3 separate regions of the Homo sapiens genome follow, and regions 1 and 2 are each linked to region 3. The links are chromatin loops, found by intact Hi-C in ENCODE. Cell type or tissue: MCF 10A. All regions are shown on one strand.

Region 1 (8,000 bases), 660 kb after region 3:
CTGGGGCGCAAAGAAAGGAAAAACAAGTGGAGTAATATTGGAAAAAGACCTTATATGAAATATATTATCAAGAAATAACTGGAAGAATTAGACAAATAAATGAATTTTGATTCATTTCTCACACCATGTACAAAAATTAACTCAAAATGAATCAGAAACAGGTGTTGATTCTGAATGTGAGCTTGGATTAGGGAAATAGTTTCAGATCTGATACCTAAAGCACAGCCATAAAAGAAAAACAATCAATAAGTTGAACTTCATCAAAATGCAAAACTTTTGCTCTATGAAAGACATTACAAAAAGACGGGCCAGGCATGGTAGCTCCTACCTGTAATTCCAGCACCTTGGGAGGCTGAGGCAGGCACATCACTTGAGCTCAGGAGTTTGAGACCAGCTTGGCCAACATGGCAAAACCCTGTCTTTACTAAAAATACAAAAATTAGCTCAGTGTGGTGGCATGTGCCTGTAGTCCCTGTAGTCCCAGCTACTCGGGAGGCTGAGGCAGGAGAATCATTTGAACCTGGGAGGTGGAGGTTGCAGTGAGCCGAGATTGTGCCACTGTACTTCAGCCTGGGCGACAGAGTGAGACCCTGTCTCAAAAACAGAAAAGAAAAAAAAAAGAAAAAGAAAAAGAAAAGAAAAGATAAGCCACAGACAGAGAAAAAATATTTGTAAAGCACTCTTCTGACAACAAACTTGAAGCCAGACTATATGAAGAACTATCAAAACTCAACCAAAAAAAGACCAAGTTTTTTTTTTTTAAATAGCAAAGTTTTGAACAGATACTTCACCAGAGGAGATATATTGGTAGCCAATAAACATATGGAAGGTGCTCAACATCATTAGTCATTACGGAAATGCAAGTTAAAACCATGATGAGACAATGCTACACTTACTAGAATAACTTTAAAAAAGAACCTGACAATAATATCAAGTGCTGTTGATGATGAGAGGCAACTGGAACTCTCAGATATTGCTGGTGGGAATGCACAATGGTACAACCTCACTGGAAAACCCTCAGGCAAAGAAATGCAGGTGCTGCTGTTGAAATCAAACAGCTTATGAGGAAGTGGTAAGGGCAAGAGAATATGGGTGGAGTACCCATAGTATCTGTTAATACTCCCACGTAATGAGTTCTTCAGTTCTGAATTTACTGAGAGCTCTGTCAGGTTCTTGTAAGTTGGCCAAGTCAACCATAAAAATTCTATTGCTTTGCATTTTTTACAGTGCAAGTCAGTTTCTCAATCCTGACTAAGAAACACAAGAAAGGAGGAAAGATGGGGCATTTGCCTGCAATGTCAGATACAACCAAGCCAAAAGCCTACACCCCAAAGCCCTGTGTATTTGGAGGTGAGCCTGCCCTGGTCCTCCAGGAGGATATCCAGGGTCGCCCAGACCAGATTTTGCTTTCTCACCAAGGAATGTCGCCCACCACGAATAAAAGATGCCTTTGCAGATTGAGGTTCCGGAGTGTGAGTTTATCAAAGAAGGAGCAGGAAGAAGGAAAGAAGGGAAAAAAGAAAAGCCCCCACATTTCTGCCAGCGCCTCATGCAGCTTACTAGCTCCTCTCCCAGGGCCTCCAGGAGGCTCTCTTCACATGGAAGGAGGCTGAAGAGCAGGTCTTCCAGCAGTTTAAAGTCTCTGGAGGAACTTGTGCCACAATCCATGCCTCCTCTACCAACTGAACTCTCAACTGGGTCTGTTGCCTTCTGCCAAATGTTATTTACATCTCCAGGAGACATAAATATTGGTCACAATGCCTGTGAATCTTGAAATTCTATTCTATTCTATTCTCCCACCTACTATAGTAAATTCCAGACAGCGATAGGCAAAAAAGAGCCCTAGGCAAGGGCCCACTTTATTCCATCTCTTTCCTTGGACAATTCTATTAGGTAACAAAAGAATCAACTTTATTAGGTATAATAGGCATGCAAGAAAAACATTTATTTAAAATGCACATCAGGCTGGGCGTGGTGGCTTACGCCTGTAATCCCAGCACTTTGGGAGGCCAAGGTGGGTGGATCACCTGAGGTCAGCCTGACCAACATGGAGAAACCCTGTCTCTACTAAAAATACAAAATTAGCCAGGTGTGGTGGTGCATGCCTGTAATCCCAGCTACTCGGGGGGCTGAGGCAGGAGAATCGCTTGAACCCAGGAGGTGGAGGTTGCAGTGAGCTGAAATCGGGCCATTGCACTCCAGCCTGGGCAACAGGAGAGAAACTCTGTCTAAAAAAATAATAAAATAAAATACAATGCACGTCAATGAGATTTAACAAATATATATCTCTGCATATAAGTCCCACTACAATTAAGTGATAGAGCACTTCCATCATTCCAGAAACTTTTTCTCATGCCCTTTGCAGCCAACCTCTGTCCTAGGAAACAACTGCTCTGCTTTCTGTTACTATAGCTTAGTTTCAACTTTTCTAGAATTTTTCATCTAAATGGAATTATATAGTATTATGCTTTTGTGTCTGACTTCTTTTGCTCAGCCTAACTTTTGGAATTCATTAATTTTAGTGTGCATTAGTAGTTCTGCTCCTTTTTACTGCTGTGATATTCCACATCATTCTTTAATATAAAGACAACTTTTCACCTCTGGATTAAGAGCTAGACCTGCAATAGCAAACTTAAATGCCTAGAGAAGACAGGCCCATAATGCAAACGAGAAAAGGGGTCTGGTATAAGAAAATTTATTTTTAAAAACACTACTCCTCTTGTTATATCCTCATTTTCTAAAGAAATGCTTCGTTTTCTTCAACTTTAAGGAAAATAGGAGTGTATGTATGATGATAAATAGCAACCGACACCTGACTTTGGGGAGAACAATAAAGAATGAAGGGGATGGTGGCAGATTCCAGAGTCCACACCCATCTAAAGGAAGCAGCTTTGCCGTATAGGAACACGGGGCCAGGTTTCACATCTTCTTATTGTTCCAGAGAAGCAGGAAATCTGGGTTTGTATGTGAAATCTCCTGAGTTTTAAATGTTGAAAACAAATTCAAATTTTATTAAAGCACTGGATGGGCCAATTCTGTTCAGGTCAAATAAAACAAATCTGGGGGCCAGATGTGGACTGGCAGGCATCACTTTGTGTCCTCTGATGTCGACAAACTAAAAGCAAGCCCAAGCCGCCCTCTCCACTGTGCTTTTTGTAGAAACATCTTGGTCCTGCTGGGACCTCCCAGTCCAAGGAAGCACCAGGGATGGCTTACCTCACTGGCTACATGGAAGAGAGGAAAAAAGGAAGAGCAAAACTCATTTCAAGGTCCCAAGAAGAAGAGAGGAAGAGAATATTTACTCCAGGCTAGTTATTATTTTTACCACCCTCCTGCCCCATACTAGAGCATCATGAGAATACATATATTCGAATCACCTGGGGTGGGAAAACAGGTTCCCTTCCGATTTATTTGATCTGTTGGGCCTGCTGTGGTCTTGCATTTTAACAAGCTCCTCGAGTAACTCTTATCCACACTGAAGTTTGACACTCGCTGCATTGGGTTTTCCAGTCTTTGCTACAAAATGGTTCAGTTGCCAATGAGAGTTCATTTTGTCCTACATCTAAATTTGAGTTCCCTTTTGTAGGAAAAGTAATGGGGAAGAAGGGAAGGCTTTGAGCGCCCCCTTGGGGCTAGCTTGGTGAGTGAACAGCTTTATAGTGATAAGTGATTTTTCAGAGATGTTAGGAATAAAAATAATAAATAGTATACTATTTATTATTATAATAGCCCATACTAGCATTAGGTATTGTGACTGGCAATTCACATATAGTATCTTATTTAAGCCTATCAGGCAGACACTATCATTACCTGCATTTTATTTTACTTTATTTTTATTTTTATTTTTGAGACAGGGTTTCACTCTTGTTGTCCAGGCTTGAGTGCAGTGGCACAGTCTCGGCTCACTGCAATCTCCACCTCCCAGGTTCAAGCGATTGTCCTGCCTCAGCCTCCCGAATAGCTTGGATTGCAGGTGTCTACCACCATGCCCGGCTAATTTTGTATTTTTAGTAGAGATAGGGTTTCGCCATGTTGACCAGGCTGGTCTTGAACTCCTGACCTCGGGTGATCCGCCCGCCTCGGCCTCCCAAAGTGCTGGGATTACAGGCATGAGCCATTGCGCCCAGCCTTTATTTTATTTTTTAATGAATAAAAAGCTTTTAATTGGAAATTCTTTAAACAGGATACCCCAATATCCAAATAACATATGACCTGAATTTTATAGAGGAGGAAATTTACCTGCAAATCCAATGGCATGGCTGATCACCCTCTTCCTTAATATATTTTTTTAACTTGGCGCCCAGGACACCACACTCTTTCTCATTTGCCTCATATCTCACTGATTCTTCCTTCTTGGTCTTGATTGTAGTCCCCTCTTCTCCCAGATCAGTTCATTTGGATTGCCCCAAGAATCAGTCCTTGGTTTTCTTTTCCCTACAGTCACTTTCTTAATAAACTCCTTTGTCAATATGCCAATGAACCCCAATTTTTTATATTGTAACTAACATCTCTCCTGAATCCCTGACTCATATACGCAGTTGCCTACTTGATATGTCCACTGAGATTTCTCGGAGACCCCTTAAACTTAACATGTCCAAAAATGGGGTTCTCATCTTCTCCCACAAATCTACTCTATTAGAGGGTTTTCCCATTTCAGATGATAGAAGCTCCCAATTGCTCATACTAAAATCTTTGGTGTCATTGTTGACCCTCTCACTCATACCTCTGGCCGCCACTCCCTCCCTGGGTTGAGTCATCACCCTCTCTCGCCCGGAGTATTGCTACAGCCTCCTTTTGGTCTTTTTGCTGTCAAACTCGTGTTCCAAGAGACTATTCCTAACATAGAAACCAGAATGATCTTCTTAAAATGTAACTCAGATCATATCATCTCTCTGCCTATAATCTTTCCAAGGCTTCCCATTTCACTCAAACTAAATGCCAAGTCCCTCAGATGGCCAATAAGGCCTTCTACAAGCAGGGCCCCATCACCTCTTTGACCTCAACTCCTGTTATTCTCTCCCTTATTCACTCCACTCTAGCCATACTGGTCTCCATGCTCTTCCTGACATGTGCCTGGCTTGTTTCTGCACTGGCTCTTTCATCTGCCTGGAGCACTTTCCCCAGGAGATTCACTTAGCTTACTACTTCACCTCCTGCAAATCTTTTCTTGGATGTCACCCTCTCAATGAAGCTACTCTGTCTCCTCTACTTCAAATTGCAACCTGTTGCTCTCTCTCTACCAAACTTCTTATCATGCTTCACTTTTCCCATGTCATTTTATGGCTTTCCAACACATTATATAATTTAACTATTTATTACATTTTTAGTTACTTTTTCTCCCCCAACTAGAATATGAACTCCAAGGCAGCAAGAATTTTTGTATTTTTGTATGTTTCTGTAACATATTCCAAGCACATAGATCAGTGTCTGACATGTAAAAGCAATTGTTGTTGAATGAACAAGACATGGAGAGATTACACTTCAAGCCATAAGTATTTCAATAACTCATTTGAGAAGAAAACCTGAATAACCAACAGTTGTTTTCTCCTTATAGAGAAGCAAACTATAGCTCCGTGAAGCCTGTGCTTGGGCAGCTTCTACATGCAGCAGTGCTGAATACCAACACCTACATTTCCCCAGAGAAACAGCGTACAGCAATGTGCTGTCCTCATCCACTTCTTCTGAAGTCAAGTCCCCAGCAGTTGTATCACCTGCAGAGTTGCAATGCACAGATTTGGGCATTGTCTTATTTACCTAATTTACTTGGGGGAAATAATGCTGACTTAACAAGTGGTATTTTTCCTTACAGTAAGAAGCAATACATGGTCTGTGGTGTATGTTTTTATATACTACTTACATGTAAAGATGAGTCCTCTGAAGTTGTAACTCACAAAATGAAGCAGTATAAAATTGTGTGAGATGAATGTTCTGTAATGAGATTTTGCTGAGTAAGGCTGACTTGTCATCAGATATGCCTTGATAAGAGATGCAATAAATGGTCCTGCTTTGTGCATCTTGAGTTGCCAGCAATTGTATTTTTCAGAGAAGCAAGCCTGAGAGTTCTTTGCAGTGAGAACGTTGGGGACTCAGTGTGGAGAGCAAAGCTGATGTGCTTGCAGTTGTGTCTAACCAGGATGAGCAGCATGGTGCTCTAGGCCATGTGTTCTTCATTTCCTTTACTTGGCTAGACAAACCCACGTGGATGGATGGCAGAACCTATCCCAACCCTGATAGTAGATTGCTCCCAAAGCTTCAGGCTTCCAAAAGAAATCCAGATCCTCTTCTTCCCACCTATTGTCACCAACCCCAAATCCCACACAGGCTCCACCTCTAGTCTTCCCCAGCCATTACAGGCATGGCTGCTCCTAACCTGCTTAGAAAAAGTAAGAAATTAAAGACCAGATTTCACAGAGATAATGAATGAGCAATTTGAAATATTAATTTGTTTTTACTGTTGAATAAACAGAGAATTCCAAGAACCACTGTCAGAGAATAAATGGAGAGGGGTAGGAAAAAGAGTGCCTGCACTGCACCTCTGGAAACATTTATCAAATTTACCCATACAAATTCCCAGCAGTCTGACCACACATATAACCACTCAGATTTATAGCTCCATCTCTCAGAATTGGAGGATTTGCTTCAAGGAAAAATGTCAATTACACAGAACACTAGAAGGTGAAAGAAAATATTCCAGTCCATTTCAGTGATTACATTGGGTCAATGCTGTATTTTTTGGTTGCCAAAATAAAATCAGCTCAAAAGTGTATATGAAAAAGAAAATAAATCTCAATCTTAGTGACCATCTTTTCTGGTTGGAATTGTTTCTTCATAAGGTCAAAATGTAGCATAGCTTATCATAGCCAGTAGTTCCTCCTTCACAGTGGATTCTTGGTGGTAATTGTAATGACAAGCTGGCTTTGTAGCAAAGAAACCTGAACTTATTGAAATACTTGCTTCCCTTGACATCCAGGGCATCACACTGTCCAGGATTTCCTCTAACCTATCTGGCCACTTCTCTCTCATTACGGGTTCCTTTCATCACCCAGACTTCTAACCATTGGATTGCCATAGAGCTCCATCCTTGAACCTTTTCTCTACCTTCATTCCCTCCATTGATGAGCTCAGTCTTTCTGATACCATCTGTATGCTGACGATCCCTGCATTTCTATCTCCAGACCAGGACGTTCCCCTGAATTCCAGACTCCTCTAAAGAAAGGCTTACTTGACACCTCCATTTGGGTATCTTTAACAGGCATAACAAATTTAACATTTCCCAAACTAAACTCCTAAATTCTTTCTCCACACCCCAACCATCTTTCTTGTCTATCTCAGTAAATGGCAATTGTATTCATCTAATTGCATAATCTAGAATTCTTGATTCATTTCTTTCTCTCATAATGCCCCATATTTGATCATTTGGCAAATCTCATTGGCTCTATATTTAAATTGTATCCTGAATCCAATCACTTCTCACCACCTCCTCTGCTACCACTTGGTTTATCAAAGCCATCATCATCTGGTTTATTGCAAATAGCCCCTTAAGTGGTTTCCCTGCTTCTACAATTGCCCCTTACAGATGATTATCTACACCAGTGGTCTTTACCGGGTGGCGCCAGACCAGCAGCATCAGCATCATCTGGGAGCTTGCTAGAAATGCAAATTCTCCTGGACCACACCTGACCTAGTCCATCAGAATCTCTGGGGTCTAGTAATCTGTGTTTTAATAAGCCCTCCACTATGATTCTGATACATGTTCAAGTCTGAGAACCACTGCTGTATAGAGTGGCCAAATAATTCTTTTAAAAATTCCTTCAGATCATGGCCATTTCTCCCCTCAAAATTTCCCAGTGATTTTACCAGCTCATTTCAGTAAGATCCTCAGTCTTTCTCATGGCCCACAGGGCCCACTGTGATCCCTTTCCCATTCCCGTAAGCCCCTTTCTCTCTATTCTCCCTTCACTCACCGTGCCCCAGCCATCCTGGCCCCTTCACTTTGCCTC
Region 2 (8,000 bases), 190 kb after region 3:
CCTCTGGTTTGTGGGGTTCAGGGCAAAAGTACAAAGCCCCGCACCCATAGTTATTTTCTAGTGTTAATCAAGCTAGCAAATTCTCACGTATTCCTCCTCCCTTGACAAAGGTAGCTTTATAACAGCCTAGAAGGCCAGGGACAATTTAGAATTTTCAGACTTTTCAAAGTTATGGGTCAGACACAGAAATAGCAGACCTGGCCAATGAACAGAGCCCCTTCCCTTCCCCACCCAAGCTCCCTCTCTCCTAGGGGGGCCTCTTGGGCACCCACGGGGACTCCCTCCACTCCTACCCAGCCCACATTTCCAAGCACTTTTACGCCCCAGCAAACAGCTGCCCCTTTGTGAGCTCTCCAGGGATCAGGTCTGCCTTCTTTTCTAGGGCTCAGGCCTTAGAAGCTGGTATGGGTCCCTTTGGGCTGGGTATTCATTCCATCCAGGTCTTGGGAGGGAGGGGGCAGCATGGTCTCTGGGTAGCAAGCCCCTTTGGACCTACAGACTTCCAGCTCTGTGGGGAGGGGCACACCCCCCCCCAACCCCCAGAAGGCCAGACTGGGCCCTTTAAACCCAGGGGATAAGGATAAGGGGGTTCTTCCGCCCAGGTCTGAAGGCCATACTGGCTGAGAGCCTTCTCTATATTACACTAACTAGATCAACTTTTTCTTTCCTTGAAGCTTTCTGGGAGGGTGATTCCTATACAAGGAATAAAGATGAATAAATAGATGGTATAAGAGAAGATTCCTGTTCAAAAGGGGTGAAAGAAAAAAAGTTGAAATCTTTGTGGCTATCTAGAAAAAAATTGACAGCTGATATCATGGTCTGAAAGGTAGAAAAGGTAAAATATTCCTCAAACAGCAAATGTGTTGACAGCGTTCTAGAAAGTCTGAGATGGGATCCTTGCCTCATGGCATAACTTGGGCAAACCTTAAACTGTGTTCTTTCTGTGTTTGAAAGTGGATGTCCTACCCAGACCTTTGCAGAGACACCAAAAGAGCTGGATGAAGACCTGCCAGAGGCACCAGGGCAGCCAAGCTGAATCCTAGGACGTGGACACACTGAGTCAAGCTGGGCAAGGGAGGTTTGGGTCCGCTGCAAACACAAAGGCCTGAGGGACCCCCATGGGAGGCAGGCATAGGAGCTCACGGTCAGAGGAGCAGCAACGGCATGGGCTTCACCCCCACAGCTGACCTAGCATCGGCTTTGCCTTTTCTCAATCAGGGCAAGTTGGTCAGTTCTCCAGGCCTCCATGTTTTAATTCTCTAGAATAGCGATATCACCTGCCCGCATCACCAGGTGGTGATGCCCTTAAGAACTTAGCACGATCTGGCACATGGTAAATTCTCAAGATGCTTCATCTAGAACTGAAAGCGTACGGGTCAGAGCTAGCGCTGAACCCAAGATGTGGGTCACCACAGACCCCAAGCTGGGTGTGCTGCGGGCGGAGGAGTGGACGGGGTTTTGAGGAGAGGGGCACACCGGAACACATAAGGTACAGCGGTCAAGAGGTTAAGTGTTACAGGTCCCTATCCTGTTTTGGGGCAGGGGAAGGTGTTGCTTTTGCAAGTCGCCCAGCCAGAGATGGAAAGAACAGGCACCTAAGGCCCCAAGTTGCTGGCATCCGTGAGCTCCGAGGGGGAGAAGGACGAAGCCGCCCTGCACCCCGCTGGGCTCCAGGGCCGCGCGGGTGCCAGTGGAGAGGCCGGGAGGGCTCGGAAGAAAAACGCCCGGCTCACTGGAGTCGGAGACGCAGCCACTCACCCAGCAGCAGCAGCTTAAGCTCACGGCGCGCGTCCTTCTTGTCCCGACGAAGCTGTCGCTCGATCTCCGCGCTGATGCGCTGCGACTCCTTCTCCTCCGCGGACAGGCAGCAGCAGCCGGCCATGGTGCGCTCAGCTCAGTACCCGACGGGGCGACGCGGCCCCGGGCACCCGAATCCTCGGCCCGGCCGCTCACCCGGCCAGCATGCGACGGGCACAGGGGTGTGGAAAGAAAAGACGGGGGCCGACTTGAGCTTTGGAGTAAGACGCCTGGACCTCCGAGGCTCAATCCCCCTTCGAAAGTCGGCTCTGAGGCGGGGTGAATGCCGAGCGCTGGGAACGCTCGAGTGCACCCCGGATCCGGGCTCAGCCCGCCCCACTCTCGCTCTGGGGAGGAGGAGGGCGAGTCGAGAAGTTGGGAGCGTTGCTGGCCCCGGGAAGATGCGCGCGCCCCTTGGCACAGGAGCCGGACAGCAGTCGGGGGCGCAGACGAGTTGGAACGTCGGTGCTCGGGGGAGAGTAGGATCTCCTGGGCCTAGGGGTGTCCCCAGGCGGGAGGTAGGCGCGGAGTGGGTTGGAGGCAAAGGACCTGGCTGGCCTTTGCCTGGAAAGTTCTGAAAACCTCAGCAGTGACCGCAGACTAAGACTGAGTGGAAAGGTTCCCGCTAGCGTTTGTGGCTCTAAGTGGCAGGAGGAGGCGGAGCATCTTGAACCTGCAGCCCTGGCGTCTGCTGGACTTGCCCTTCTGGGCACCCCAAGCCGAAGGCGCCTGGAAGTGAAAGGGGACGAGCAGGGGGCGCGGAGCTGGGGGTGGGAGCTGGCACCTCTAGGAGCAGCTCCCACACTTGCCTCCCTGGCTGGGGCGTCCCGGCCAAGGTTTGCTGTAATCTGCGCGTCTGGCCGCCAGGCACCGGGTTCCGACAGGTGAGTGAGTTTCGCCAACTCACTCGCTCGGAGAAGGCGGCAGCAGGCTGGAAGAGGAGCGGCGCCAAGCGTCTGTTGCGGGACACAAAGCCCCGGACCTGAAGTGGAAGCTTGCCCACCAGCTTCACCACCACGCACACCCGGATTTCCTAGACTGGCTCCTTCCGCTTCCCGGACGCCCCGGCCCAGCTCGGGCTTGGCCAAAGCCCTTGGTCAGCTCGGCAATTTGCCTGTAAAGTGTGGCTGGGCCTGAGCCTGCTGGCTCTGAGCTCGGAGAAGGAGCCGCCGCTGGGTTCAGTTATAAGAGAACTGCAAGAGCCCAGGGTAAATATCCTCTCGGTCTCCGGACGAGGGGGCTGGGGAGAAAGGGAACGGCTGATTGCTTTGCATTTTATGATGGGAAAGACACCTGCTTTGTAGAAAGGGCTGATACGTTCCTAGTAGCACCTGGCAAGTTTCCTGCCCAGCCCTGAAGCCTAACAGCCGCCTTGCGATTGTGTCCGCACTGACACCTTGGCCTGTATCCTGGACCGTCGGGGTCAAGTTTGAGCAGCATTAATAAAAACTTTAAAAGCACCTCTTAGTACTTAAGTGACACGATAAAATGCATATTACAACATCTGACTTTTGTCTGTGTAGATTTTGATGCAGAAAAGGGAAGGTGGGGAGAGGGGATCCTATTGGCCACAGCAATGAACGTTCTTTCCTTCTCAAGTCAGTATAGGCCATATGCTAATGGGGCGTTAGGCAATTAGCTAGCGCTTCCTCTACTAAGAGCAGGCATAAGTGCCTTTCATTTGAGTAGCATATATTTTATAAATTCAAACTGAGGAGCACATTGAGTGGAATGGTACGTGTCATTATATAAAGAAGTTGGTATCGCGATGCTATCTGGCTGCATGTTCTTATTATTTTACAGTTTAAGAAATGTAGAGGAATCAGACATTAAAAATGTGCATACATGCTTTAATGTGTGACTATTTTAGTTTTCTTGCAGGCATAAATTGACAGTAACAGTGACCCCTACAGGAAAACTCCTGGACATTTCAGATTTGATCTTTGGCCATTTAATAGCCTGTTTCTTCTCTCTTAGCTCTTACGGATTCATTTACAATTTGAGAATAAGATCTCTTGGCTTCTCAAAGTCATGGTTGCATCATAATTGTTATCATTTAAAAATTATAAAAAATTTTTAAATGATTAAAACTAGGGCAAATTTGAACTCTTACGTTAACGGGAATTACTGATACTGACCTATTAGGTTTAAAGTTGGCAAGATTTCAAAAACAGTTATGAAACATATTGATTAGGGCAAATCTGTACAACTTTCCTGGGCTAGTCAGCTTGGCAGTATATATCTGAAGCCTTAAACATGTCCGTCCCCTTCGGCCAAACCAGTAATTTCTCCCTTAAGAAATAACTAGAAAGAAGCCTCATGACTGATGCAAAGGTTTTATTGCCAATACAACAACAAAAACTCACAACCTAAATACCTAACAACAGGGAAGAGATCACTTAAATCATGGTTTATCCATACAATGAGATGTTTTGGAGCCATTAAATATGTGGATATGCGAGTAGTAAACATGTGAATAAATTTGGAGAAAATCCTCAAAATATATTGAATGAAAAAGGCAAGATCCAAAAATATAAAGAGTATGATAAGATTTTAGTATAAGAATACGCATACACATTTTTAAGAGACTGAAGGGACACACATCAAAAAGGTAGCTTGCTGTGAGTCATGGCTGTTTGGTTGATTTTCATTGTTCATTAGAAAATTTGGGCTGGGTGCAGTGGCTCACGTCTGTAATCCCAGCACTTTGGGAGGCCGAGGCGGGCAGATCACCTGAGGTTGGGAGTTCGAGACCAGCCAGCCTGACCAACATGGAGAAACCCCATCTCTACTAAAAATACAAAATTAGTTGGGTGTGGTGGCACATGCCTGTAATCCCAGCTACTCGGGAGGCTGAGGCAGGAGAATTGCTTGAATCCGGAAGGCAGAGGTTGTGGTGAGCCAAGATCACACCATTGCACTCCAGCCTGGGCAACAAGAGCCAAACTCCGTCTCAAAAAAAAAAAAAAAGAAAGAAAAAATTTGGGGCAGCTTGCATAAAATTATTTAGGCTCCACTTTCCTTAACTATAAGATGAGAGGGATAAGCCAGAATAAGCTCAAAAGGATCACCCAACTCTAACATGCATTATTTCTTTGATGACATTCACACTTATCCAAAATAAATTTATTTAAAAATAATCAAAAACCTAAAGTTGTTATTGAGCATCAGCCACTGGTAAGAAACAGAAAACTGGGATATCACAAGTCAATCATTTTTATACTTCTATGTTTTATTCATCTCTGTTTTCCTTATCTGTAGAATCTGGAAGGTAAAATGATAATAATTTTAAGATATTAATTCATTGGAAACATCTTTCCAGGAAGGGGTAGTTTTGAGAAGAGTTCTCAATAAAAGAGAATATTTATTTTCCTAAGTTATTTCAAAAAAGCTGCAATTTTATTTTATTCATCTTGAAGACGAGAGCGCAGACTGGACCTGAGTTTCAGATATCCACCAAGTGTGGGGCTACAGGGGTGAGCTAATTGTCTGATATCCCTCTGAATGTCCACTAGGTCCATACCAGCCCCTGTACCAGGCAGTGAGGATTCAGGTAATAAGACAATTCCAGACTTTCGGTAGAGCTATAGTCTAGTAGAAAGAAGTAAAACTGAGACCCTGAAATCTGAACCTACCCCTTCCTGCTTCCTTCCAGAGAACAGTGAGAGCACAGAGTCACCTGAGGGCGCTCCCCAGGCCTACAGATATGCACAGCAGCCTCATCTTCCATCACTCTCCTGGAACTCTAGACAAATGGAATTTTCTGTTCTCCCTACCTCCTGCCTCCATGCCTCGGTGCATGCTGTTCCATCTTCCAGGAATACCATCTCTTACCCTAGGCAAAATTAGGTAATTTCTTTTTCAATTACATCTCTTCTGAGGAAGCAACTCCAGCCCTTGTCAGTTACATCCATCTTTCCCTACTGCTGGAACACTGTCAACATCTCACTCTATTACACCCGTCTGTTTCTTCTAATCTATGAGTTACTCACAGGTAAAGAGTTTTTCTTACTTATCCTGGTATTCCTAAATTAGCAAGTTTCAGTTGACTAACCTTAAATACTGAAACCAAGAAGAATTAGTCTGAGATGCAAGAAAAGAAGGTTCTTGTGGTGGAAGACAGTGAAAACCAATAAGCAAGTACAAAACAAATGAATGTATAACTTAGGAAGAACTTGTATATATGAGCTGCCCTCACCTGCCACTGGCCCCCTTAGAGAGAATGACTGCCCTGTTTCTAATTCAGAATGCCAAGGAAATGTGCAAATAGAGGGCTGGAAAGATGCAGTTCACTTTCACAAGTGTATTGTCTCTGAACTTAACAAGTAACATAGAGTAAAAATAGGACCTTGAGGAAGTTCACAAAGCACTAATACTAATGTACCTTTGCTGCTCTATGTCAGCATTTTTCAAACTGCAGTTGTGACACATTCCTAGGGTGTGGCCAATATTTTTTCTTAAGAATAAAATATAAAGAGCCAATATCAAGGTTGCTGTATGTATTATTATTTAATAAAATGTTTTTTAACTTTTTTTTTTTTAAGAGCCAGAGTGTCTGTCACTCAAGCTGGAGTGCAATGGCGTGATTATGGCTCACTGCAGCCTTGAACTCCTAGGCTCAAGCAGTTCTCCCACCTCAGCCTCCCAAATAGCTAGGACTACAAGCCCATGCCACCATGTCCAGCTATTTTTTTATTCTTATATTTTGTAAACGCAGGGTCTCACTATATTACCCGGGCTGGTCTTGAACTCCTGGCCTCATAGAGTCCCCCTGCCTCAGCCTCCTGAAGTACTGGGATTACAGGCATAAGCCACCACATCTTTAGTTTTATTTTATTTTTAAGCCAAATACCCAGAGTTCAGTGAGAAAAACTTTAGTTTTAATTGTACGTGTATCAACTCTTAAGCAGCTCAGTCATCAGTGGGAGTCTGCTTGTCCATCTCCTGAATGTGTTAGTGTAAATGATTCCAAATTTTCTAATTCATTTTTCTGAATCCAATATGTTCTTTTTTTTTCAGTTTGAGTTCAATGTGTTCTCTAAAATGTTTTCAATCCTTCTTCCCCGTCACTTCTACTCCCCATCCCACCCATTGGCTCTAGTTTGGTAGGTGAGAGTTGATGGAGCAATGATGGATAATGATTGATTGATTGATTGTTTTTAAAAAAATTTTAGATTCAGTGGGTACATGTGCACGTTAGTTACATGGGTATATTTTGTGATGCTGAGGTTTGGCCTTTAATTGAACCTGTCACCCCATTAGTGAACACAGTAACTAATAGGTAGTTTTTCACCCCTTTCCCCTGCCCCCACTCCCCACTATTGGAGTCCCCAGTATCTATTGTTCCCAACTGATGGATATTTAGATGGATGTGTAATACTGATGCTAGTGGTTGCTTGCACTCAACATCTATTTTTTTTAAGGCAATCAACATGTCAACATGTTGCTCTACAATATTCTCTGTCTGAAGACCAGAAATTGTTTATTATATAACTGTTACCGAAAACGCTGGGATGATAGACAATGAAGTCTGCCTTCAAACACACATGACTGTGAGTAGGCAGGAATTGATATTGTTTGTTTTTGAATGTGACTTTTCATTGAAGTTGGGGAATCTCAAGAAGAAATCAAACTCTTTAAAATGTGAAGTTTGGAGGTGATTATTTGGCTTGTTTTCTTTTCCTTTTTGCTTAAATTTCCCCCTCCATTTACATCACTCTCTTCTTGAATGATCCCATGTTAATAACCTAGGATGTATTCTTCACTTCTTTGTGCTCTGATAATCCTATATAAGAGTAAATAATTTCATAGACGTGTAAATATACACAGAGTAAGTTTGTCATCATTAGTTTTAAAACGAAGCTACATTACACGAACTCTATATTTTGTTTTTCTCATCCAAGAATACTTTGTGAAATCTAAGTAAACAGTTTTACCTCTGATTTATTCTTTTTAATGACTACATAATACTAGATGATGTGAAAGGACCATATATTATTCAACTTTTCCCTTTGAAAGGTACTCATTTTTGTTTCCAGTTTGGGGCCACTAAAAACAAAGCTCTAAAAGCATCTTTGTACATAAATCCTCATATGCTAGCGTTTTTATTTCTGTAAGATAGATTCCCAGGAAAGAGACTGCTGGGTTGAAGGATAAATACATTTTTCATTTTAATAGATGTGGCCAGATTCCCTTCCAAAAGA
Region 3 (8,000 bases):
TACGATACACTACTTGCCAAATACATATAGTTCAATGGCAACTGGGGATCCATTTTCTCACAGGATAAAACTGCTCAGACTCCAGCCGATTCCATAGCTTGTAAAAGTCAGAAGTCTTGCTGCAGTTTCTGCTAATGCTCAGAAGTGAAAGCTTCATGATTCAGTATCTCTTCTCATTTGCACAGGCACAAAGCTCAGGCTCCTCGCCCGCTCCGTGCAGCATCCGATCTCTTCAAAATCTTGGATTTCACAAGGAAGAACCGCATTGCCCAGCCTTCCACTACCTGCGTAGTTCCACCCCACACCCCCGGCTCCCCTCTTTCTACTTCTCCTGAAGCTTTGGATTTGGTGGTTCCAAAGTCTTCACCGTTTCTTACAAAAGTGACTTCCCCTTTCCTCTAACACTAAGACATAAAGGAGGAAGTCTCAGATTCTACCCCTAAACTTGTCAGTCTGATCTACTTCTGTGAACCCCCTTTGTTTTTGGGTGGCCCATTATCCATTCTCTCTCCTTCGGGTTACAACTGAGCTTGGGAGGATAACCTTTCGCTCGCTGTGTGCATCTTGGCACACCTGTTAATTCAGGTCTCCTGCTCTCCTGTGGCTAAGTGCCAGGCCACTCAGACTTTGCTGAGCTGTTGAACCTTGAGGGGAGTTATCTGATAATAGTGGGGACGGGGAAAAGGAACAGATGAAATTCTTTTATTTTGGTGGCAACTGGCCATCAGGATTTTTTTTTTTTTTTTTTTTGGAAGTGAGACCCCTGGAGTTTTCAGGTTCCTGTCCATTCTGAGACTGTTTCTTTAGCCTGCTCCTTGATTCCATGACCTCACTATAGCCTTTCCATAAACTCTCTTCTGCAAATGTGAGTCAGTTTATTTCTGTTGCTTACAACCCAGAAACCTGACTCTCTGCCCCACCAGTAGAGCAAAGGCCTTTCTAATGCGAACAGTCAGGGTCAACGAAAAAAGTTGTTTTGCTTTTAATGTGACACATATATTAGCATCTCCCATGAATGTTTAGTTTGGGAAATGCCCTAGATGTTCTGGATTTTATTTCTGAATCTATTCAAAGGCTGTGGATTCCAGCCATATGGTTTGCATTAGTTTTCTATTGCTGTGTAACAAATTGCCACAAACTCAGCAGCTTGAAACAATACCTTTTGATGATCTCAAAGTTTCTGTAGGTCGGAAGTCCAGGCAATGGTATAACTGGGTTCTCTGTGCAAGGTCTCACAAGGCTGAAATCAAGATGTTTGCTGGCTGTGCTCTCATCCAAGCTCATTCAGGCTGATGGCAGGATCCAGGTCCTCAGGACTGTAGGACTGAGGTCCCTGTTGTCTCATCAGCTGTCACCTGAAGGTCTCTCTCAGCTCCTAGAGGCTGCCCTCAGTTCCTGGCCATGTGGCTCTCTCACAGCATGGCAGTATCCTTCTTCAAGGCTAGCAGAGACTCTCCTTGAACTCTAGATCTTCTTTAATGGGCTGATTAGGTCAGAACACCCAGGATTATCTCCTTTTGATTACTTAAAGCCACTGATTAGGGACTTCATTACATCGGGACTTCACTTTGTATATCCCATAATCTAATCGTGGGAGTGACAGCCAACACTGTCCTGCCCACACCCAAAGGGGAAGAGATTATGCAGGACGTGTACACCAGGGGGCGTGAATCTCAGAATTCTGCCCAGCACATGGTCTTGTTCCCAGTTCTCTGGGGAGCAAAACTACCTCTTACTTTTCCCTCGGCTTATATTTTTAAAGTGTCTACGATACCTCATATAGGGTTATTGTTAGGGTTACTGTCTCTGTTCACATGATGCCCCACATAAGGAATATATATTCTTGGAGTTAAGAACCAAGACCCCTTATGCTTCGCTGAGAGACTGGTAGGTTTTGCCTTGTGGTCCATAGGAATCGCATGAGTGAACCTGATTCTCTTTTCACTTTAGCTAGTGGGAAGCTCAGAAACAAATATGTGGCTAAGTCTAAGTAACTGAGTAGAAGTTTATGAGTACTTGTATCTTACAATACCTGTGTTTCATTCCCCCACAGGCCCCTGCCCAGCCTCACTCTTTCATTTTAATTCAAAAACTTTTCTGGCACTGATTACTATTTTAAGGTAGACAGTCTTATAAGTAGCCTCTAATGTGTTGTATAAGGAAATAGGGTATACATAAAAATGAAATAAAATAATAATAATAGCTAATCTAAACTGAGCCATTATTGTGACCACCTAGTATAAGCATGATCATATATGATCTTTACAACCACTCCAGGAAATAAGATACTTTAATACCCTTATTTAATAGATAAGGAAACAGATGAGGCCTAGAGAAGATAAGAAGTAGTACCAGAACAACCATTCAATTCCAAGCGTGCCTGACCAACAGAGCCTAGGCTGTTAACCATCACACCCTATTGATTTAAATACATTTACATTTTAAAGGAAGGAAAGAGTGGGGACAGTTGGCTGCCTGTGCAACTCTCCAGACTAGAAAGAGACCATTACACATGTTGTAAAGCCCAGAGGAATAGTTTTCTGCACATCTTGCCTGGCAAGTGCTCTTCTACAATGTAAAACAAACTTCTCTGAAGTACAGAACTTGGTAATAGCTAAACCCCGCTTGAAAGTAGAAAACGAAGTTCCAGAAATAGAAGAAGGGCTTGGAAACAAGTAAGTAAGCATTTTCCTTGGTAAGTTATAAACAGGTGTAAGAGAATATCTGACACCAAGACCCAAAAGCACGATGTGACTGTTTCCATATGGAAGACTTGCTAATATTCACCGTGGAACTGAGGAGTAACGTATGTTCTTTCTAAAACAGAGTATGAAAAACTAGAGTTGATAAGACACATTCTGAAGGTACATCGCTGATGCCAGCCCACATTCTTTAACCCTACTCCAAAGGATATTATTTATACAATAAATATAATATAGTTATTGGAAAATATTATAGTAAAAATAAATACAATATTTAAAAAATAAATCAGCTAATAATTATTGTCAGAGGTTTACATCCATATCAATATCAATGTGATGTTTATGAAAAAAAATAAACACAGCTGACGAGTTTACGTACTTACCTAGGACCATAAATAGCCTTGACTAGGGACAGCCAGGACTTAGGTTTCATGCCTGTGACTCACTAGGATTCACTGTGACTCACGACGCCACGTAGTGGCAGCTTCCACAATTGCAAGCCCATTAACAGAAGCAAGACCCAGGGTGCTTACTTTATACCTAACACTTACAAAGTTTCAGCCAGAACGACGTAGCTAGGTTTTATCTTGAAGTCTGTTTCAGAGCTAATATGAAGGTAAGAACCCAGGCATTCTGACCCTTTGAGAAAGTGGGAGCGAGAGAGAAAGAGAGAGACAAGGAGAGAGAAAAAGAAAGAGACTGAGTTAGAGTTTAGTGGAAGGCGCATCTTTGCTGCAACTTTTCAAGTTAGTAGAATATTATCACCAACACAAAATGCCCCTTGGGGGTCTATGTTCTATAAATTCGAATTTTATTAGTAGTTCTTTGAAGTACATAAAAATTGACAAGAGAACTTAAGTTGCTTCCTGCAATTATAAAGTGAATGAGTGGTAAAGGGACTAAGCCCAATTGTGTATGCCCGTAAGCTTTCCATAGTACTCCATCAGTGTCTTATAGACAGCTCTGTGTGATGGACCGGCAATGCCCTACCGGAGTGTGAGAAAGCAGCCAAGAGGGCAGCTGATTTCCCTTGCACACAAGGACACATGTGAGGTTGTCCTACTCTTTGCACTGAATTTAACTACATGTTTCCAGCGACCACATTTCCCATTGACATGCCTTTTACTTCATAAGCACCTTCATCCGGGCTATAGACACCCTCACGCCGCCCAGCCTGCTACTCTTAATAAATTTTCAAAATCCTGCTCCAATGATAATTCAAGTCTAGTTTTGTAGTAGTTCTCCCTCAACACCAAAGCTTACAGATTTTTAAATAAAAAGGTCCTCCTTGGCTCACAGAGAATCATCCAACAACATTCCTTGCTCTGCTTTTTTTTTTCTTTTTCTTTTTTCTTGGTGTTTCACTTTTTCCACTCTTTTCAATTGCTTGAAAAACTCTTAAGCACACCAAAACAAACATCTGGGTCACAGCTTGCTTTAATGATGTGCTTTTGAAACGGTGGTTTTAATCCTGGATGCATTTTTGGTTGTTTTCCTTTTGTAGTGATAGCCCACAGGCATTTCTGCCTGGGATCGGGATCATAATGAGGGGAACAGGGCACTCCAGATTTCCCAAGGGCCTGCTTATTAACACCCCAGCCTTGCGCTTCTCAGAGCGTATGTCCTGTCTTTCCTCTAGATGGCACTGTGGAGCAGAGGCGACTGTCTTAGGGACCCGCTTCTTCCTCTATCAGCCATTACCCACTTCTCTGCAGGTGAAACCAGGCCCAAGTGCACAGCTTTGAGGGGGGAAAAGAAAGTCTCCTGGGAACTCTTTGCAGCCTGGGGAGAATGTGGAAGCAGTGGATGTTCTGTCTGGGTAGCAGTGTGGCGGACTAGGAATGCGCTGGCCACGCGCGCCTGAACCTGCAGTGGGTTTCTGATGGATTAGTGACTGGTGAGAAGACCCCATCACAGTAGGGCACAGTTAGCGAAAGTTCCGGATTTAGTTAGCCCAGATATCAAAGTCTCATCAGAATATGGTTGCCAAATAAAAATACAGGACATCAGTTAAATTTGGATTTCGGATAAACAACAAACGCTTTTTTAGTATAAGGATGCCCCACGTATTTGAAGAGAACTTGCACTGAAGTCTCTTCTCAATTTACTGTACTGTTTTCCTAGAGTAAAGATACTAAAGAAATCTGTGCACTTTTGTATCACAGATTGTTTATCAACATCGAGGGCTTTTCTCTGGCTTTCAAAGCAAATTTGGCATTAGCAGGGCTACATCCCGAGGGGACACAGCAGAAATCAGGGCCCATTTATTCCTGAACAGTATCTCTACTGTGCTTTCCAGAGTTCCACAAAGTCCACCTCTCTGCAGAACCTAAGCTCCTTTTATCACAAGCTGGAGGGGGGGGGGTTGTCCTCTTCTCCCCCTTGCCCAAGACTCTAGCCCCACCTCCTCATGGCACTCTGTCACCAACAATAAGTCATCGCCCTCCATCCCTTGCTCATGATAAAAAAGTAAGGGACATGCGCAACAATGAGAATGTACTTAATGCCACTGAATTGTACACTTAAAAATGGCTAAAGTGGCTGGGTGTGGTGGCACGCGCCTGTAATCCCAGCTACTCAGGAGGCTGAGGCACAAGAGTCACTTGAACCCGGGAGGTGGAGGTTGCAGTGAGCTGAGATCACATCACTGCCCTCCAGCCTGGGCGACAGAGTGAGACCCAGTCTCAGGGAAAAAAAAGAAAAAAAAGAAAAAAGGCTAAAATAGCAAATGTTATGTTAGGTATATTTTACCACAATTAAACATAAGGAGCAGGGGGATTGTCTTACTGTAAGATTGCCTGCAGCTCAGCCCAAGCCCAGCCTGCCCTCACCTCAAAGTCTTCTCCAGTGCCCTCCTGCCTGGGTAATCCAAGCAAAATGACGCCTGGCCTCGCCTCCTGTCTGCTTCCATGTGCTCTTTCCTGGGCAGTGTGCAGACCCAGGATGTCTCTTTGCAACTTCCTCCCCAACATACGGCCCCAGGCACCGCCTCTTGCCTCAGGAGACCCCACTGCTCTCAGGTCCTCATCTCCAAGGTCCCACCCGCAAGCTCTTTCCTGAGCTCTCCACTGTCAGTCCCACTTGCAGGGGAGGCTGGGCCTATAATTTCTGCTACTTATAAGCTATTAGCAATGCCTGATCCCTCAACAATTTCATTTTTTATTTTCCAAATGTCAAATGAGCTTCTCAGCAGCCAAGCCTAATAATGTGTCCTTATTTGACCCCAGACTCCCCTGACTTCCAGGTACAAGGCTTTCTCACAGCCCACGGGGCCTAGAAAGTGCCTTATATCCTCCTGGCATCTCTCGCCCACCCTCTGCCAGGCATTCTGTGCCCTGCCCATCCCGCTACCCCACTGTGGCCGGGCAGAGGAGACTGGTTTGTGTCCTTGTGCGGGCACCAATGGGTCTCGTGGATCCCCTATAGCTCCCTGCATTTCTCACGGACAAGTTCATTTCCCTCTCTGCTTTGGTCTCCCTGTTCTTTTTCTCCCATCCTCCAAACCTCCCATCAGAAAAATTCTTCCAAACTCTAGTGAGCTGAATCGTGTCTCCATCAAATTATCTCCTCCTGGAACCTCGGAATTTAACCTTACTTGGAAAGAGGGTCTTCACTGATGTCATTGAAGTACGGATTGAGATGAGGTCACGTTGGATTAGGATGGACCCCAAATCCAATGAGAGTGCCTGTAAGAGACAGAAGAGGACAGAGGGAGACACAGGGCAGAGGCCGACGTGAGGATGGAAGCTGAGATTGCAGTGTTGTGTCCGCAAGCCGAGGAACACCAAGGGTTGCCGGCCACCAGCAGCAGCTGGGAGAGAGGCATGGAAAAGATTCTCCCTTGGAGGCTCCAGGGGGAACCAGCCCTGCCGACACCTTGATTTCTGACTGCTGGCCTCCTGACCTCTGAGAGAATAAAGTTCTGTTGTTCTAAGCCACTCAGTTTGTTAAGACAGCCCCAGGAAATTAATTCATAAACCAACTGGCAAAACTCTGGACAGACGGGGACCAATGACTGAGCCTTGGCTGGGAGGGCGTCTGCAAGCAACTGTGATGGACTAGAATCCCTGCAGGTCCTCACGGGAGCTCCTAGGAAAGAAAGGGCTGTGGGGACGAGTACGCAGGAAGCAAAGAGAAAGAAATGAAGGGGCCAAAAAAGCATCTTTAGCCAGACCTGCCCCCTGACTACGCCTCGGCTATGGGGGATGGAAAGGGTGTGCCCAAGAATGAAAAGAACGAAGTGCATTATCACCATCACAGGCTGTGGGGCGTGGATGGAAGAGCAGGGGCCAGGTCCAGTGTCGTTGACTTTGTTTTTTTGTAAATTGGATTTATTTATAGCACCTCTCCCTTACAGGTCTCACCGAAAAACCAAACCAAATCAACCCAGTGGGATCACAGACGTCAAGGGCTCAGAAAATAAAGTATAAAGTTAGTTTGTTAACCCTAAAGCTGTTCTCTAACTCAATTTATCTAAGGGAGACAGTTCCATTAGCTGTGATAAGTGGCAGATATCCAGCCTTCACTCATGCTGATCAGTCACTGAATGATGGGCCTTCATGAGTCCCAGGTGGGTCCCCAGCAGGCTCTCACCAGGCCCCCGCGGAGGGCTGCAGGGGGTGGCATCCGCGCTGTGAGTGCTGCAAAACTTGGCTGTCCAAAGTGAGCTCCTCAGACCAGCCACAGCACACCAGCATGGGAGCAAGAGAGTTTGCTAACAATGCAGAATCTCGGCTCCCACCCCAGATAATGACTCTGAAGCTGCGCCTTAGCAAGATCCCGGGTAGTTCATTTGCATTATTAACATTGAGAAGCTCTGGAATAAAACATGGGCTTGGGCCTCAACGGTGATTCTTAAAACATCCCTCTAGAACAAAATTATTATATTCTAAAAAGTAAAAAACGGGGCTCAGAAAGCTTGGGCAACTTGCCTGATGTCACACAGCTTGTAAGCAATTGGGTGGGATTCCATTTTTTATTCCAAACTCATTTTCTTAGCCTCGCTCACCATCTTTATCAGAAGGGGTAAATGACAACACGGGGATCCTATACCATGATCCTATATCATAAGGATCAATTAGGAAGTAAATCATCATGGATACAGTCCTTATAGCTTTATACTCACTTTTATTTTAAGGTATTGGCAATATATACCCCCCAAACATGCTTCTCTTAAATCAGCATGCGTTTACTGTTAGAATTTCTTGAATAATAGTATCCCAGCAAACCGTCTTTCCCTAAAAAAGGCCCAGTGCTTTCTGATATTCTCCTGAGCAAGAGTAAAAGCCAAAGAACATA

Evidence for each region. Hi-C counts contacts between places; a loop is a spot of excess contacts. Peaks named below come from ENCODE experiments on the same cell type or tissue, not always from the same donor. Only the 100,000 strongest peaks of a DNase experiment are listed, where the experiment ranks them.
Region 1: it touches region 3 in a loop (15-fold over the local background); 23 of 110 quality-filtered maps call a loop at or near these places.
Region 2: a loop joins it to region 3, with 19 times the contacts of the local background. A loop is called at or near these places in 57 of 110 quality-filtered maps.

The regions. Positions count from the first base shown.
Region 1 is chr9:78,118,090-78,126,089 of GRCh38, forward strand. No RefSeq gene overlaps it. Among named protein-coding and RNA genes, the nearest start is that of GNAQ, 90 kb to the left of the region's middle. In MCF 10A, a CTCF peak has its summit at 3,617 (motif pointing left); DNase peaks (open chromatin) are centred at 1,062, 3,612 and 4,752.
Region 2 is chr9:77,645,912-77,653,911 of GRCh38, forward strand. It overlaps GNA14 (G protein subunit alpha 14), which reads right to left and starts at 2,411. Exons shown (of 7, transcript NM_004297.4): 1 at 1,759-2,411. The coding sequence starts at 1,882. In MCF 10A, a CTCF peak has its summit at 3,718 (motif pointing left); no DNase peak of the experiment used is centred here.
Region 3 is chr9:77,453,848-77,461,847 of GRCh38, forward strand. All of the region lies in intron 2 of GNA14 (G protein subunit alpha 14), which reads right to left. It overlaps GNA14-AS1 (GNA14 antisense RNA 1), which reads left to right. Exons shown (of 5, transcript NR_121184.1): 2 at 2,448-2,675. It overlaps LOC124902185 (a long non-coding RNA gene), which reads left to right and starts at 3,236. Exons shown (of 2, transcript XR_007061598.1): 1 at 3,236-3,318. RefSeq lists an enhancer at 1,547-1,666. In MCF 10A, CTCF peaks have their summits at 1,672 (motif pointing right), 3,165 and 4,334 (motif pointing right); DNase peaks (open chromatin) are centred at 3,154 and 4,334.